Linked DNA regions of Homo sapiens: all the other regions are linked to region 1. The links are chromatin contacts, found by Hi-C or POLR2A ChIA-PET in ENCODE. All regions are on one chromosome and are shown on one strand. Each heading gives the region's core, a stretch centred on a gene start or an enhancer-like site at or near the end of the contact. The rest is flanking DNA. Distances are from core to core; before and after follow the strand shown. Region 1 holds the start of ENO1 (enolase 1). Region 2 holds the start of CAMTA1-DT (CAMTA1 divergent transcript). Region 3 holds the start of TARDBP (TAR DNA binding protein).

What was found. A loop is a pair of places that touch in the nucleus more often than their neighbours do. ChIA-PET counts read pairs that join two places held with the same protein, here RNA polymerase II (POLR2A). Pooled maps may share reads with other maps.
Region 2: a loop to region 1 is called in a map of CD8-positive, alpha-beta T cell, with 13 times the contacts of the local background. The contact joins the promoter of CAMTA1-DT here to the promoter of ENO1 in region 1. A Hi-C loop is called at or near these places in 1 of 168 maps with a recorded cell type or tissue (CD8-positive, alpha-beta T cell), 1 of 37 single-sample maps with no recorded cell type and 10 of 50 pooled maps.
Region 3: a map with no recorded cell type shows a loop between it and region 1 (19-fold over the local background). The contact joins the promoter of TARDBP here to the promoter of ENO1 in region 1. A Hi-C loop is called at or near these places in 1 of 37 single-sample maps with no recorded cell type and 7 of 50 pooled maps. POLR2A ChIA-PET finds 5 or more read pairs at or near these places in 1 of 52 experiments (activated B cell).

The regions. Positions count from the first base shown.
Region 1 is chr1:8,875,984-8,880,832 of GRCh38, forward strand. It overlaps ENO1 (enolase 1), which reads right to left and starts at 2,703. Exons shown (of 12, transcript NM_001428.5): 1 at 2,597-2,703. It overlaps ENO1-AS1 (ENO1 antisense RNA 1), which reads left to right and starts at 2,852. Exons shown (of 2, transcript NR_038351.1): 1 at 2,852-2,977; 2 at 3,582-3,902. RefSeq lists enhancers at 1,540-2,132, 2,133-2,726, 2,727-3,318 and silencers at 2,077-2,196, 2,407-2,456, 3,177-3,426.
Region 2 is chr1:6,782,668-6,787,465 of GRCh38, forward strand. It overlaps CAMTA1-DT (CAMTA1 divergent transcript), which reads right to left and starts at 2,313. Exons shown (of 3, transcript NR_149049.1): 1 at 1,991-2,313; 2 at 1,482-1,556; 3 at 1,225-1,378. It overlaps CAMTA1 (calmodulin binding transcription activator 1), which reads left to right and starts at 2,787. Exons shown (of 23, transcript NM_015215.4): 1 at 2,787-2,908. The coding sequence starts at 2,864. RefSeq lists enhancers at 1,153-1,829, 1,830-2,504 and silencers at 1,630-1,689, 1,770-1,829, 1,960-2,369, 2,710-2,869, 3,080-3,349 and 1 more.
Region 3 is chr1:11,010,471-11,015,467 of GRCh38, forward strand. TARDBP (TAR DNA binding protein) reads left to right here and starts at 2,184. Exons shown (of 6, transcript NM_007375.4): 1 at 2,184-2,273; 2 at 3,246-3,495. The coding sequence starts at 3,258. RefSeq lists silencers at 1,617-1,846, 3,256-3,502 and enhancers at 1,887-2,216, 1,927-2,894.

The DNA of each region.
Region 1 (4,849 bases), core at 1,453-3,952:
CTTTGAACACCAGGATACTTCAAGGGAAGGGGCTTCCTTTAACACCACCTTAAAAAAAAAAATACAAGAATTTCCAGCAATGAACAACAAATACCAATTCCTCAAAGAAAAACCCATTCTTACTTTTTTCCTTGGCGCTCTCCAAAGAAACTAACTGAACAACTTATAGAACTGAGGTGGGTGAGAGGAACTTAGTGTTTAAAGCCATTATCTACCTGGGCTCCCCTCCAACATCTTCTCTGGAATGTCCTGAGGTGGCAAGTGGCAGGTTTTTAACTTTCAAAATTATTTACTGAAGTCACTTCTGTGGCTTTGTTGTCTATGTAACAATGGAGTTTTATTCATTAGCCAAAAAAAGGTACTTACTTTTTACTAGGTTCCAAAAAGGCAAATTTGTTTAAACATATTTTTAGATTTAATTTTGCGTTTTGGCAAATTATATACCCGAGTAACATTTCCATCACTGCAAAAAGTTATCTCAGGCCATTTCCAGTCAATATCCCCCTGCCCCATCTCCAGGCCACCACTGTGGTATACTTTGAGTATTTCAGTCATACTTTTAAAGGCAATTTTATTAGGGTGCCTCAGTACTTTTGTTTTCATTTTAGTGACTTAAGACGAAAGAAAGTCTTGGCCGGGCGCGGTGGCTCACGCCTGTAATCCCAGCACTTTGGGAGGCCGAGGAGGGTGGATCACGAGGTCAGGAGAGGAGGCTGAGGCAGAAGAATGGTGTGAACCCGGGAGGTGGAGCTTGCAGTGAGTCGAGATCGCGCCACTACACTCCAGCCTGGGCGACAGAGAGACTCCGTCTCAGAAAAAAAAAAAAAGACAAACGTCTTAGGATGTGAAAATAAAGTGTGATTTTTTTTTTATTTTTTGAGACGGAGTTTCGCTGTTGTCGCCCAGACTGGAGTGCAATGGCGCCATTTTGGCTCACTGCAACCTCAGCCTCCTGTCTCAGCCTCCCGAGTAGGTGGGATTACAGGCGCCTGCCATTACGCCCAGGTGATTTTTTTTTTTTTTTGAGACGGAGTCGCGCTCTTTCGCCCAGGCTAGAGTGCAGTGACACGATCTCGACTCACTGCAGGCTCCGCCTCCAGAGTAGCTGGGACTACAGGCGCCCACCACCACACCCGGCTAATTTTTTGTATTTTTAGTAGAGATGGGGTTTAGTAGAGTAGGATGGTCTCGATCTCCTGACCTCGTGAGCCACCCACCTCGGCCTCCCAAAGTGCTAGGATTACAGGCGTGAGCCACCGCGCCTGGTCGATTTTTGTATTTTCAGTAGAGACGGGGTTTCACCACGTTGGTCAGGCTGGTCTCTAACTCCCGACCTCAGGTGATCCTGAGGAGGCCCACCTCGGCATCCCAAAGTGCTCGGATTACAGGCGTGAGCCACCGCGCCCGGACCATTCACAGCTTTTTTAGCTGCCTGGATGGAACCCCGAATTAGGGACACGGTAAATGAATGGAGCAGTCAGGGCCCGGGTGGGCCTGAAAGGCAAGTGAAGCAATGGACCCTACCGCCCAGAGAAGCGCACAGAGCAGGGGAACATTGAACAGGAAGCTTTCTTAAAATACATCCTTCTTGGCCTAGCGCGGTGGCTCACGCCTGTAATCCCAGCACTTTGGGAGGCCGAGGCGGGCGGATCACCTGAGGTCGGGAGCTCAAGACCAGCCTGGCCAACATGGTGAAACACCGCCTCTACTAAAACAACAACAACAACAAAAAAAAAACAAAATTAGCCGGGCGTGGTGGCGCATGCCTGTAATCCCAGCTACTCGGGAGGCTGAGGTAGGAGAATCGCTTGAACCCAGGAGGCCGAGGTTGCGGTGAACCGAGATCCGAGATCGCGCAATTGCACTCCAGCCTGGGCAACAATAGCAAAACTCAAAAAAAAAAAAAAACCAAATCAGATCAGGCCCGATTTTTGGTGGCCAGCCGGGGAGCCGCTCTTGCCCAACTTGGGCGAGGTCGCCTGGAGGACTTGCCAATGATCTAACGGCTCTGCTGTAGGTTCCTCAAGAGGTGCCTTCTCGGAGTTAAATGAGTCACCGCTTACTAGGCAGAAGCGCGGGCCGCGAGCGCGGGCGAGAGGCGGGGGCTACCGGTGGGGGAGGGGGCCGCAGCCTCGTGGCCATCTCCACTATCGCCGCCCTCCTCCATTTTAGGAAGGGCCTGGCCTGAGTGGCCACCGCCGCTAAGTCTGCGTCTATCCCAAAAACCTTACACTTGGCTACGATGGAAAAGCAACTTCCACTCCCAACTCCCGCTGTGCTAAGCAGCTCGCGTGTGCAGCTCCCGACCTTCCCTGACAGTGACTCGGCCCCGCAGTCGGTAATCACGTGTTGATCTGCACTTTCCCCTCCAAAGAAATCGGGGGCCCAGCACGTGCGCCTGGCATTGCGCCCCCGCCCCGGGCCTCGGGGTGAGCGGGGGCGCCAGTTCCCACCCAGGGAGGCGGCTTGCACGTGCCCCCGACCCCGCCACGCTGGGCCTGCGGGCGCGCCGCCTCCCTCGGAGGGAAAAGAGCCCCACAAGCCCAGAAAAGCCCTGCGCCGCCTGCCCGTTGCTCAGCCCTTCCCCAATCATTACCTAGCCACTGGGTCTCGTCGCCTAGGAGAGGAAGCGGAGGGTGCTGCAGACACCGAGGTGAACGTAAAGCCGGCGAGATCTCCGTGCTCCGGGTACCCACAGATACTGTCCGCGCCGCCCGCGCCGACTTCCTGCCTAGCTAAGGCGAGCCCCACCCACTTCCCGCCTCCGGGGCACGCCCCCTCAGCTCCGCCTCGCCATTCGTCGGGAGAGCCGTCACTCATTCCCTCACCTCCCGGAAAGGGGTGGGACTGCGACGGCTGCAGTAGCGTGGAAAGGGGGGTGACGTCCCGCGGACTTGAGGCGGGCAGATCTGGGGGGCCCCGACTCCCCAGCGGCCCTGTAGTGGTGCGGGCGAAACTCTGGCCCCAGATAGGACCGGTGAGCCGAACTGGGGTGTGCGGAGCCGGGGCTCCGGGGGATGGCCCGGGGCGGCGTGGCGGGCATGAGAGCTCGGGGCTCCGTCACGTACTCCGAGTCCCGCACGCACTCAGCGTCGCTCTGGGGCCCCACGTCCGGCCCTCGACCTTGCTGACAACTTTGGCGGCCCGGGCCTGCCGCGGCCCTCCTGCCCCGCCCCTCCTGCCTCGCGCCGCGATCCGAGAGACCCCGTTGGCGTCGAGTCGTTGAGAGGCTGCGCGCCTCGGCCCCACTCCGGGGTTGGGGCGCTGGCCCCGCCGCAGCGCTGCGTGTCCGGGGCCACGTGCGCCGCCTGCGCCTGCGCGCTGCCCTCCAGCCGCGCCCGTCTGGCCGGGCTCCGCCTGGCACCCGCCAAGGTGACCCTGTCCCTTTCTCCTTGCTGCGGTGAGAATCAGGCCGAGACAGCCAAAGGAAGGTTCACTTTCCTTTAATTCTACCTCATACTTTTTGAGTGCCTTCTAGGTGTCCGGCGCGCCCCCACGTGCTTCCCCAGTGTTAATTCATTCTCTCTCTAGTCCATGTCATGTTGCCTCTCAAATTTTACATCCCTCTCATTCCCATCTAGGGAACTAGATCAAACCTACCTGGATTCTTGTGAACCATTCATGTGAATTATTTGGAACTGGAATTTCACACAGACCCGGGGAATTTCTCAAAGTTCAAGACGGGTCATATTCCGTGGAATACGGAAGGAGTTGGAGTGATTTCACTTTTCTGATCAAGAACTGATAGCCATTAAAACTCAGCTCCGCAATATATCCCCCCACTCCAAGGGAGGGCTGAGATGATCACTTCGTTTTCTGTTACGGCTACTTTTATATTTTTCAACATTACTGCTGGTCTGTAAGAGAACTAAAACATCTGATTTTCCTCATTTCCTTGTAAAGAGGTGTTCAAATATGTACTTGAATTTAATTATTTCTTCTGGTCAGCTGCAAAACCTGCTTTTCTTCCTTAACCCCTAGCATTTTTATCCTCTTAGCTACAGACAGGTTTCCATGGCGTTGGTTAAAAATTAAGGCCTATTGAGACCATAGTATTTGCTTTCCAGTGAGTAAGAAGCAAGAACTTTAGGATTAAATTCAGCAAAAAGAAAAAAAAAAAGAGTAAAATTTTGCAAGCAGAGTTTGTGATTTCACCAGCAACACACTAACGTTTTTGGCTACTGAAAACCACTATCCCCAGCCCCATGACTCAGCAGCTAAATCAACAGCCAACATCTCCTACTGGTAAGGACTCTAAGAAATCAGGCACTTGGTACTCTCAGAGCAATTCTAAGGCGTGGCCCTGAAAGGGCTCCAAACAATCTTATTTTACATAAAAATGGTTAGAGAGATAAAGATACTCTGCTGTGGCCAGAACCAGTAAATCTAGCAGGAAATCAGAGGCCGAACATGATCCCGGACTGCTGCCGTTGCAAGATTCTTGGAGGCTGCAGCGCCACATTCTGAGCCAGCACTTCGACCTCACATTGTAGCTAAAATGTTAATGATTACTAGAGATGTCCTGAAATCTTTTTCAAAATTCACAGGCTGCCAAATGCCCTCCCTGTTTCCATAGCTCCTTAGGCTTTGTTAGCAGGCTGTGGGGTTCACATTTGCTTGTAGTCAGCACAACGGCATTGCATTTAGTTATTATTTCTCACTTGCTGTAAGCTTGTTGAGAAGTTTTATTGGTGGTGGGCAGGTGGGGAATAACTGTCCAAAGCTATCAGAATACCACACCTTGAAGCACTGTAGGTAACACATGCATGGTGTCTGCAGGTGGCCGGGATCAAGGGAGAGTGAATCTGCTACGACCTGTAACTCGCTTGGATTACTGATTCTCCCTGTG
Region 2 (4,798 bases), core at 1,063-3,562, 2.1 Mb before region 1:
GAGGCAGGCGCATCACTGGAGGTTGGGAGTTTGAGACCACCCTGACCAACATGGAGAAACCCTGTCTCTATTAAAAATACAAAATTAGCTGAGCATGGTGGCGCATGCCTGTAATCCCAGCTACTCTGGAGGTTGAGGCAGGAGAATCGCTTGAACCCGGGAGGCAGAGGTTGCGGTGAGCCGAGATTGCGCCATTGAACTCCAGCCTGGACAACAAGAGTGAAACTCCATCTCAAAAAAACAAAACAAAAAAAAAACCAAAAAACAACAACAAAAACAGCTATATTATAGAAAATAGGCAATTAAAAAAAACTCACTTATAATCCCCCATACGTCATTTATTTGGTGTATGTTATCAGTCTATTTTTTTTTTTTTTGAGGTGGAGTCTTGCTCTTGTCACCCAAGCTGGAGTGCAGTGGTGCGATATTGGCTCACTGCAACCTCTGCCCGCTGGGTTCAAGCAATTCTCTTGCCTCAGCCTTCCAAGTAGCTGAGACCTCAGGCGCCTGCCACCTTGCCCACCTAATTTTTATATTTTTAGTGGAGACGGGGTTTTGTCATGCTGGCCAGGCTGGTCTCGAACTCCTGGCTTCAAGTGATCTGCCCACCTTGGCCTCCCAAAGTGCTAGGATTGACAGGCGTGAACCACTGCACCCGGCCTGTATCGGTCTTTTTTAAAATGCAGTTTTTTTAGCCTATCATCTCACCTCATAAATGAACACCATAATTTTGGGTATTGCCCCCTCTATCTAGCAATGGGTGATTTTCTGTTTCTGATGTCTACAACTACCATAATGTTCCACTGTGTAGATGTAACACAATTTACTAAATACCCAATATTAGCACATGTAGGATGCTCCCAATTTTTTGTTGTAGTTAAGTACAGTGATCCTGTGAAGAATACCTTCACACATACAGCTTTTCTGGCATTTAGTGTTATTTCCTTAGAACAGATTCCCAGAAGTAAGATCACTGGGTCAAAAGATGCAGACATTTTTATGGCTTTTAATACATACTGTAAAATTGCTTTTCGAAAGGAATATACTAATTTACAATGCCACCAGCACTTCTTTTAAGAATCCGTTTCTCCACACAAATCGTCAACATAGGTGCTATTAAGAATGCTAATCGATAAAATATTGTCCCGCCGTTGTTAAAATTTTGCAATTTTTGAGGCTCATAAAATTAAAGTTTCTTGAAGAATGAGTGTGTAACACAAAACATTCTTTTGGGACATCTTTATTTCTGGAAAACCTAAGACATTCTTACTTGTGAAGACCAGAAAAAGAACACATGTTGTTAGGATTGGCACAGAATTCAGTGTGACAGTCAATCTTAATGCCAGAACACTTGAACGAGGATTTTTCACTTATTTTGCTAGTTGTCACCAACAGTAGCAAAAGGAAAAATAAAATGCGGAAGAATGAAATGTTCTTACTGCAAACCGTACAAGATCACATTGAGGGGCTGGAGCTCTTACATTCAACTTTTCTTTCCTTTTTCTTCTTTTTAAACAATTTGCGATTGCAGCCTCTCCTTTTGTTTCCGGTATTACCTGCCCAGGAGCAGAATTCCTTACTTTCTCCGGAGAGAGGCCGGTCCCTGGGAGCGCTGCCCAGCCACCCGCACGCCTAGCCGCCCCGAGAGCCGCACTCGGCGGACCCGGTTCCTAGGCTCGTTCCCGGGGCACCTGGCGGGCGCCCACCTCCCGGGGGGCACGTGCTCCCGTACGCAGCGCGAGGGCAGCGGGTGCCTGGCTATTTATTAGGAAAAGCCCCGCGCGGACTCTCCGGATTGAGGAGGGTGGGAAACTCGGCTGCCCAGCGCTCCACCCGGGCGGCCGGGGCTGGCGCTTCTCTGCTTTCGGCCGGCGGCCTCATCCTGGGACAGGCAACCATGAGTCATCCGCTCCGCGGGTCACATGGGCAACGTGACCAAAATAAAGTTTCGGTATTTTAAGCCGCCAGAAAAGGGGACAACGGAGCTCACCGGGGGCGGGCACAGGAGGCGGGCGCAGGCGGGCGGCGCCGGGGCCGTGGGGACGCGGCGCCGAGGGGGCGGGGCCTGGCGGGAGGCTCGCCCCTCCCCCACGGCCGGCAGCGACGCCCGGACTCCTAGGCAGTCGGACTCCAGGGCGCGGCACCCCTGCGGACCTCAGCCCCGAGGCCCCCCGCGTCCGGCTCCCCACCGGCAGCGGCGGCGGGCTGCGGGATCCCGGAGATCCCGGCGCGTCCCCCACAGCCACCGGGACCCCACGCGCCAGCAGCGGCTTCCCCGGGAACGTCCTTCAGCCCCGGGAGCACGCGGGAAAAGCCCCAGCGTGCCAATGAGGGAGCGCCTTCCTCATGACGGTCACGCTCGGGGGCGGGGCTTCCCTTCGCCGCTCCCGAGTTCCGGGAACCCCCTTTGATTGGTCTGGACGGCCTGGGAAACACTGTAGTGACGCCCAATCAAAACGCCACGTCTCGGCCTCGAGGAAATATTCCGTGTCGGGCCCGTCCTGATTGGACAGTTCTTTCGGGTTCTGGCCACTAGGAAGCTTTGTTTAGGTCCGGAAGGCGGGCTTTCCTGGGAGTGGGTGGGGAGGGGGCGTTGATTCTTGACCAATCCTTTCAGTCCGTTGGGTGGTGACCAGCCAATGGGCCGGATGGATAGGACGCTCCTCCCGGAGAGTAGTGAGACCCCTGGTGCGGGGCGATTGGCGGCGGGAGCGATGAGTGGCAGCCGCACGGCCCAACGGGAGCTGTGCGTGGGCCGCGGGGCGGGGCCAGGGCGGGTGCGCGGCGGCGGCGGGGTGGCTGGGCCGGCGGCGGCGGCGGTACGAGGCGCGCGCTCGGGGTCCCGGTCGCGAGGAGGAGGAGGATGTGGCGCGCGGAGGGGAAATGGCTGCCGAAAACAAGCCGGAAGGTAAGAGCCGGAGCGCGAGGGGCTGGGGGGCGGCGCGGCGGGCGGCGGGACCCGGCCCCGCCGGACATCCCGGGCATCGGCGGCGCCGGGCGGGAGCGCGGGGGCGCGGCGGGCGGGCGGGCGGGCGACCCGGCCGGGGAGGGGGCCGGCGGGGTGGGGGGGCGGAGCGCGGCCGAGTCCTGAGGTGACTCGCGGGGCCGGCGGAGCGCGGCGCCCCACACCCCACCCCCGGGGGCGGGCTGGGGCCGGAGGGGGCGGGGGGCTCGCGGGGCGGGGACCGGGCCCAGCGAGGAGGAGGAGCCGGCGGAGGGCCGGCGCCTCCCCCACCCGGACCGGGCATCCCCGCCGCTCCCGAGCCCGCTGCGCGGCCCCCGCACCCCCGGCGCTGGGTCCACGGTGGGGGCCGCGGGGCGGAAAGTTTATCCGCCTCGGGTCCTCCTGGCCCCGCGCCCCACTGCTCCGGGCCGGTCCCCGTCGGGCGGCAGCGGCCGGCGCTCAGCCCTCGCCGGCCCCCTGCTCTCCGGCGGGCAGGGCCAGATGTACTCTCTCCGGCACCCTCTTCAGCCCCGTGGACACCTCCCTGAGCGGGCGGGGGGTCCCCGAGCTTCTCCCCGCCAGGGGGACCCCGTCCTGCCGAGCGTCCCTCGGCCGAAGGGCCTCGTGTGACCCCTCCCCCTTCGCTTCCCGGGAAGGGAAGGGGGCCTGCGCAGCATCCCCGCCCCTCGCAGTCGTTCACATCCTACTCTTGCCCTTGCACCCTCACAGCCAGGAGGGTGGGGTCTCCGTTTCTATGGCAAGTGAGGATCTCCACACTCCCTTGCCCTTTACCTTCCGTGACCCCGATCCTTCCTTGGCACAGGGGTCCGTCTGATCTGCTCATCTTCTTTGGATTCTTTTGGGGCCTCTGCACACTCTCCGTTGACCCTTTTTGCCAGGACAAGGGGACTCAGGCTGCCCATGTTCTTCTTTCCTCACCCAGTGGATAGTGGGGGCTTGTGCAGCTCTGAAGTCATTTCTAAATAGGAAAGCAGACACTTCTTCCAGATCATGCATACTCTTACACTTTGCTGGGTTAGGGCGAGCTCATTTCCTAAATACCCTTTGAGTTGCCCTCCTTTTCTTATGGAGACAACTGGACGTTCACCGTGCTCCTTTCGCCATTTGTGTGTCTACACTGACTTGTTCTCTCTTCTCGGAGTTCCTTGTCTGGGTGAGAGTGGGCGCCCCAATAAGATGTAGGGCAGGGCTTCCATTGTGCCTAGTGCTTGAGTGAAAAGGGGCCACACTAGTTGCTCCTGTGTCTGAGGAAGACCGGGGTATATTTTTGCCTCCACTTGACTCTTGTGTCTCAGGAGGGGGCAACCTTCATCAGTTGACACTACCTCACTGGGAAAAGGGTCATGTGGCCTTGTTTTTTGATGTTTTGATTACTGTCTTCTGTGCAGTGAGAACCAGACTTTGTCCGTCCCACACTCAAGAGTCCTTGAACCTTTCCTGGATATAAACTTCCCGATTGTTTTTTGAGAGAACTCATATCCTCCTCTGTGGCTTCTGCTTCGCAGTCAGCCATATTTAGTGAGCCTGTTACTTTGACTTTTTCTAATTTTCTCAAATTGTATTCATGTTGGCTGGGTAAGGAGAAGCCATATGCCTTTCCATTCAGAAAAGGGAGTGTAGACACCCGTGTCGCCCACATGCCATCCTGGAAGAGGTTGCTTGTGTGCTCCTTGTTGTACTAGAACCTTCCTTTGGCTCTGGTGTTGTCTCTTGTGGGATCCAGACATTTCTTTAGATCTTGTAGCTTTCAGAAGGGGGAATTTGAATGCTTTCTGTTTTTTGCTGTTCCGGTTCTGCTTTGGAGAACCAGATCATGATGCTATATTCATTTGT
Region 3 (4,997 bases), core at 934-3,433, 2.1 Mb after region 1:
CACTGCACTGCACTCTAGCCTGGGTGACAGAGTGAGACCCCATCTTAAATAAATAAATAAAGTATTTTGTGTAAACACTTGTAACTGTATTTCATTGAGTGTGATACATGTATATACAAAGAAACATAAATAGTTGCCAGTTAAACTATGACACATCATCATCAACTGGAACTGGAACTGAAATCACATACTGACTTCAGCAATGTGAAACATTGGCCGGTCGCGGTGGCTCACGCCTGTAATCCCAGCACTTTGGGAGGCCGAGGCGGGCGGATCACGAGGTCAGGAGATTGAGACCATCCTGGCTAACACGGTGAAACCCCGTCTCTATTAAAAACACAAAAAAATTAGCCGGGCGTGGTGGCGGGCGCCTGTGGTCCCAGCTACTCAGTAGGCTGAGGCAGGAGAATAGAGTGAACCCGGGAGGCGGAGCGTGCAGTGAGCCGAGATAGCGCCACTGCAGTCCAGCCTGGGCAAAAGAGCGAGACTCCATCTCAAAAAAAAGAAAAAAGAAAAAAAAAAGAAATGTGAAACAAAGGCCGGGCGTGGTGGCACTTTGGGAGGCCGAGGTGGGCGGATCACCTGAGGTCAGGAGTTTGAGACCAGCCTGGCCAACAGGGGTTAAAAATACAAAAATTAGCCGGGCATGGTGGTGCATGCCTGTAGACCCAACTACTCAGGAGGCTGAGGCAGGAGAATTGCTTGAACCGGGGAGGCGGAGGTTGCAGTGAGCTGAGATTGTGCCACTGCACTCCACCTTAGGCAACAGAGGGAGTCTGAAAAAAAGGAAGAGAAAAGAAAGAGAGAGAGAGAGAAAGAGAGAGAGGTAGGGAGGAAGGAAGGTGGGAAGGGAGGGAAGGGGGGGAAAGGGAGGGAAGGGAGGAAAGGAAGGGAAGGAAAGGAAAGAAAGGAAAGAAAAGATAGAAAAGAAAGGTGGCTCGTGCCTGTAATCCCAGCACTTTGGGGAGCTGAGGCAGGCGGATCACTTGAGGCCATGAGTTCGAGATCAGCCTGGCCAACATGGCCAAACCCTGTCTCTACTAAAAATACAAAAATTAGCCGGGCATGGTGTCTTTGCACGCCTATAATCCCAGCTATCCCTTGAACCTAGGAGTTGGAAGTGGCAGTGAGCTGCAGATTGCGCCACTGCACTCCAGCCTGGGGGACAAGAGCGAGACTCCGTCTCAAAAAAAAAAAAAAAAAAAGTGAAACAAAAAGTGTGCCTTAAAATAGATGAAGTACTGTATTATTATTATTATTAAAGGGCTGGAGCCAGAACAAGTTAGCATTTTGTGCCTCGAGATTCAAATCCCAGGTCTACCATTTATTCCTTGGGTGACATTTTTTTGGGGGGAGGGGCTGGAGGACAGGGTCTCACTCTGTCGCCTAGACTGGAGTGAAGTGGCGCGATCTCGGCTCACCGCAACCTCCGCCTACCGCGTTCAAGCAATTCTCCTGCTTCAGGCTCCCGAGTAGATGGGACTACAGGCGCGCGCCACTACCGCCCGGCTAATCCTTGCGTCACTTTAAGCAAGACACTTGATCTCTCTGTGCCTCAGTTTCCTCACCCGCAGAATGAATATCAATAGCTCCTGCTACACAAAACTGTTTGGGCTATTAAATATGTGAATACTCAGAAAGTACCTGGCACAAAGTAGCCTTATCATTGCTATTATTTAGAACAAAGTTATTGTTTCCAGGTTTGGAGGTGGGCTGGCGGAGGGAGGAGAAGACGCACTAGGTTGCCTTTCAGAAAAGGGGTCCAGGCCTTATCCTGCCTCCCAGGTGGACTCGGCCCGGGATCCCGAGCCCCGCCCCCTCCAGGCCCCGCCCCGCCCCGCCCTCGCTGGCCGAGACTCTGTGCTACTCTCGCGCGCTTTGAAAGTGCGCGAGCTCCGACCGAGACCTGGGCCGGCGGTTGGTCGGCCGAAACCATCTGCTACGTTACGTGGGGGGAGGTCAGCTCCTATACAGCCACACTTTTTTCAATCTTCAGCTTTTCAGGCCTAGGTCCTGGTTTTATTTTAGCTTTCAGAGCTTCTCTGTAGGCTTGAATTTCCAGGAGGCAGCCCGAGTCCCTGGGGAGAGGGTCATCGTGGCTCTCGTCGGTGCCTTCCACCTCTGGACAGGCAACCGGTGGGAGAGGACGCCGGTGGGCGGGGGGAGGAGGCGGCCCTAGCGCCATTTTGTGGGAGCGAAGCGGTGGCTGGGCTGCGCTTGGGTCCGTCGCTGCTTCGGTGTCCCTGTCGGGCTTCCCAGCAGCGGCCTAGCGGGTGAGTCGCGGAGCCTTCTCACTGAGGACGCCGTAGGTGCCTCGGCTTCTGCATTGGGGCGGCCCGAGGCAGACGCAGCGGCTTCGGACCCTGCCCCGGGAAGTCAGCCGTGAGACCGGGCCTAGTCCTGCCCGAGCGGGCTCGCGCGGGAGCGTCGTTAGGTCCTGGCACGGGGAGGCCGGTGGCGCCGAAACGGGGGGCCGGGCCCGCGGTGCCGCGTAGCCTGAGGCGGAGGTTGGCCCCGGACCCGGACAGTGCCGGAGCCTTCGGTACTTTGTACTTCGAGGGACGCTGCCAGCTTGGGCCTGGTGCTCCTGCGCCCCACCCCGGGCCGCGCCGAGAAACTCCTCCCTCGGCTGGCACGCGCGGGCTTCTGGGAGGCGACGGCCGGCACCGCCAGGACCTGTCGCCGCGGGCCTTGGGGCTCGGGCTCGCAGAGCCCCCGGAAGCCCCAAAATGAGGAACAGAGGGAAACTTTTCTCCTGTTCTTTACACCTGGTTCACTGCCCATATTCAGTCTTCAGGTTCAGCTGATGGATCGCTTGCTTAGGAAAATCGACTGGGACCTATCACGCCCATGCCTCAGCCAGTTAGGCTCCTCCTCTGCCTTCAGGATTACTTAACGACTAACCCGATTGTCATAAAATAGCTACTGTTTATTGTTCCCTTGCATACCCTAGCTTGTAACCAGCAAGCCACGTTGGACTCACAGTTACAGTTTCAGTACCTGACGCATCATAAGCCTTCAGGGAAAGTTTTTTGAATGAATGAACTGGCGAGGCATCACATTTTGATAGGAAATCACTACCCTTACCTTCACCTCGTCATTTTTCAGGGATAACCAATGCATATACGAATCCAGACAAGCATTTTTCTGGAAGTCAGAACTCTGACATGGTTTGGGTATTATCATTATAAGGAAACAGTTATTCTGACATGAATGTTGTTCATTCATATCTCTTTTCTCTTTAGGAAAAGTAAAAGATGTCTGAATATATTCGGGTAACCGAAGATGAGAACGATGAGCCCATTGAAATACCATCGGAAGACGATGGGACGGTGCTGCTCTCCACGGTTACAGCCCAGTTTCCAGGGGCGTGTGGGCTTCGCTACAGGAATCCAGTGTCTCAGTGTATGAGAGGTGTCCGGCTGGTAGAAGGAATTCTGCATGCCCCAGATGCTGGCTGGGGAAATCTGGTGTATGTTGTCAACTATCCAAAAGGTTTGTTACCATTTGGTTTTTGTAATCATGCTGAAGTGTGTTCAGGTGTGTGTCTCATCCATGGATCTTAGCCTCTTTTGGTGGCAGAATGTCTCCTGAAACTTAAGTATTTCCTTGAACTTCAGTGTTAGACAAGTTTGGAAGACCACGAGTCTAAATTTATGGAAACTGGGGATTGTAGATCATTTTAAAAGAGAAAACAATGTATTTAAAAAATATCTGAATAAACTTTGCCAAGTTGATGATAAATTTCAGGAATCACTAAGAATGTTTTGTACATAAATCATTGTTGTAAATAGATTCTTCTGAAGTGCTTCAGTGTTTGGATTTGATCATTGTCCTTTTGGTGTTACATCATTCATTCAGCAAATCTGAGTTCATTTTTTCCCTTAAATGAGCAAACAGTTGGAGTAGCCAAATCTTGAATTAGTGCAGTTCCAATTACAATTTCGAGGTTCTGGTCTTATCCTTCTCTCTGCCTCTTATCAATGATGTTCTAAATCTAAGAAAAGGAAGCATGAAGTTTAAGAAGTGTGCCAAGGAAATACCTAATTTCAGCATTTTGAAGTAGTGTGCTGTTAGTAGTCGATCTGTCTGTGTGTTCCTTTTATTATAACTTGGTATTGCAACAAAGTCCATCAAATTTGGTCAGTATGCAAGACACCCTTTTACATGTCTAGGAAAACTTTAGGGCTAGGCACGGTGACTCATGCCTGTAATCCCAGCACTTTGGGAGGCCGAGGCAGGTGGATCACCTGAGATCAGGAGTTTGAGATGAGCCTGGCCAACATGATGAAACCCCATCTCTATCAAAAACACAAAATCTCTGGATGTGGTGGTGGGTGCCTGTAATACTAGCTACTCAGGAGGCAGACGCAGGAGAATCGCTTGAACCGGGAGGCAGAGGTTGCAGTGAGCAGAGATTGTGCCATTGCACTCCAGCCTGGGCAACAAGAGCGAAACTCCGTCTCAAAACAAAAAAAAACGAAAACAAAAATTGGCGTGGTGGCGGGGGCCTGTAGTCCCAGCTAGTCTGGAGGCTGAGGCAGGAGAATCGCTTGAACCTGGGAGGCGGAGATTACTTTAAGCTGAGGTCGCGCCGCTACACTCCAACCTGTGACAGAGCAAGACTTCGTCTCAAAAAAAAAAAAAATTGATAATGTAAACTCGGGGTTTTTAGTATGCTGTTTCTTCAGCCAGTGGGTATAGATTAATATTTACTCAAATTTAAAATGTCAGGCTCGGTGCAATGGCTCACACCTGTAATCCCAGCACTTTGGGAGGCTGAGGCAAGCAGATCACCTGAGGTCCGAAGTTCAAGACCACCCTAGCCAACATGGTGAAACCCTGTCTCTACTAAAAATTCAAAAATTAGCCAGGCGTGGTGGTTCGCGCCTGTAGTCTCAGTTATTTGGGAGGCTGAGGCAGGAGAATTGCTTGAACCGGGAGGTGGAGATTGCAGTAAGCTGAGATCGTGCCACTGCTCTCTGGCCTGGCAGCAG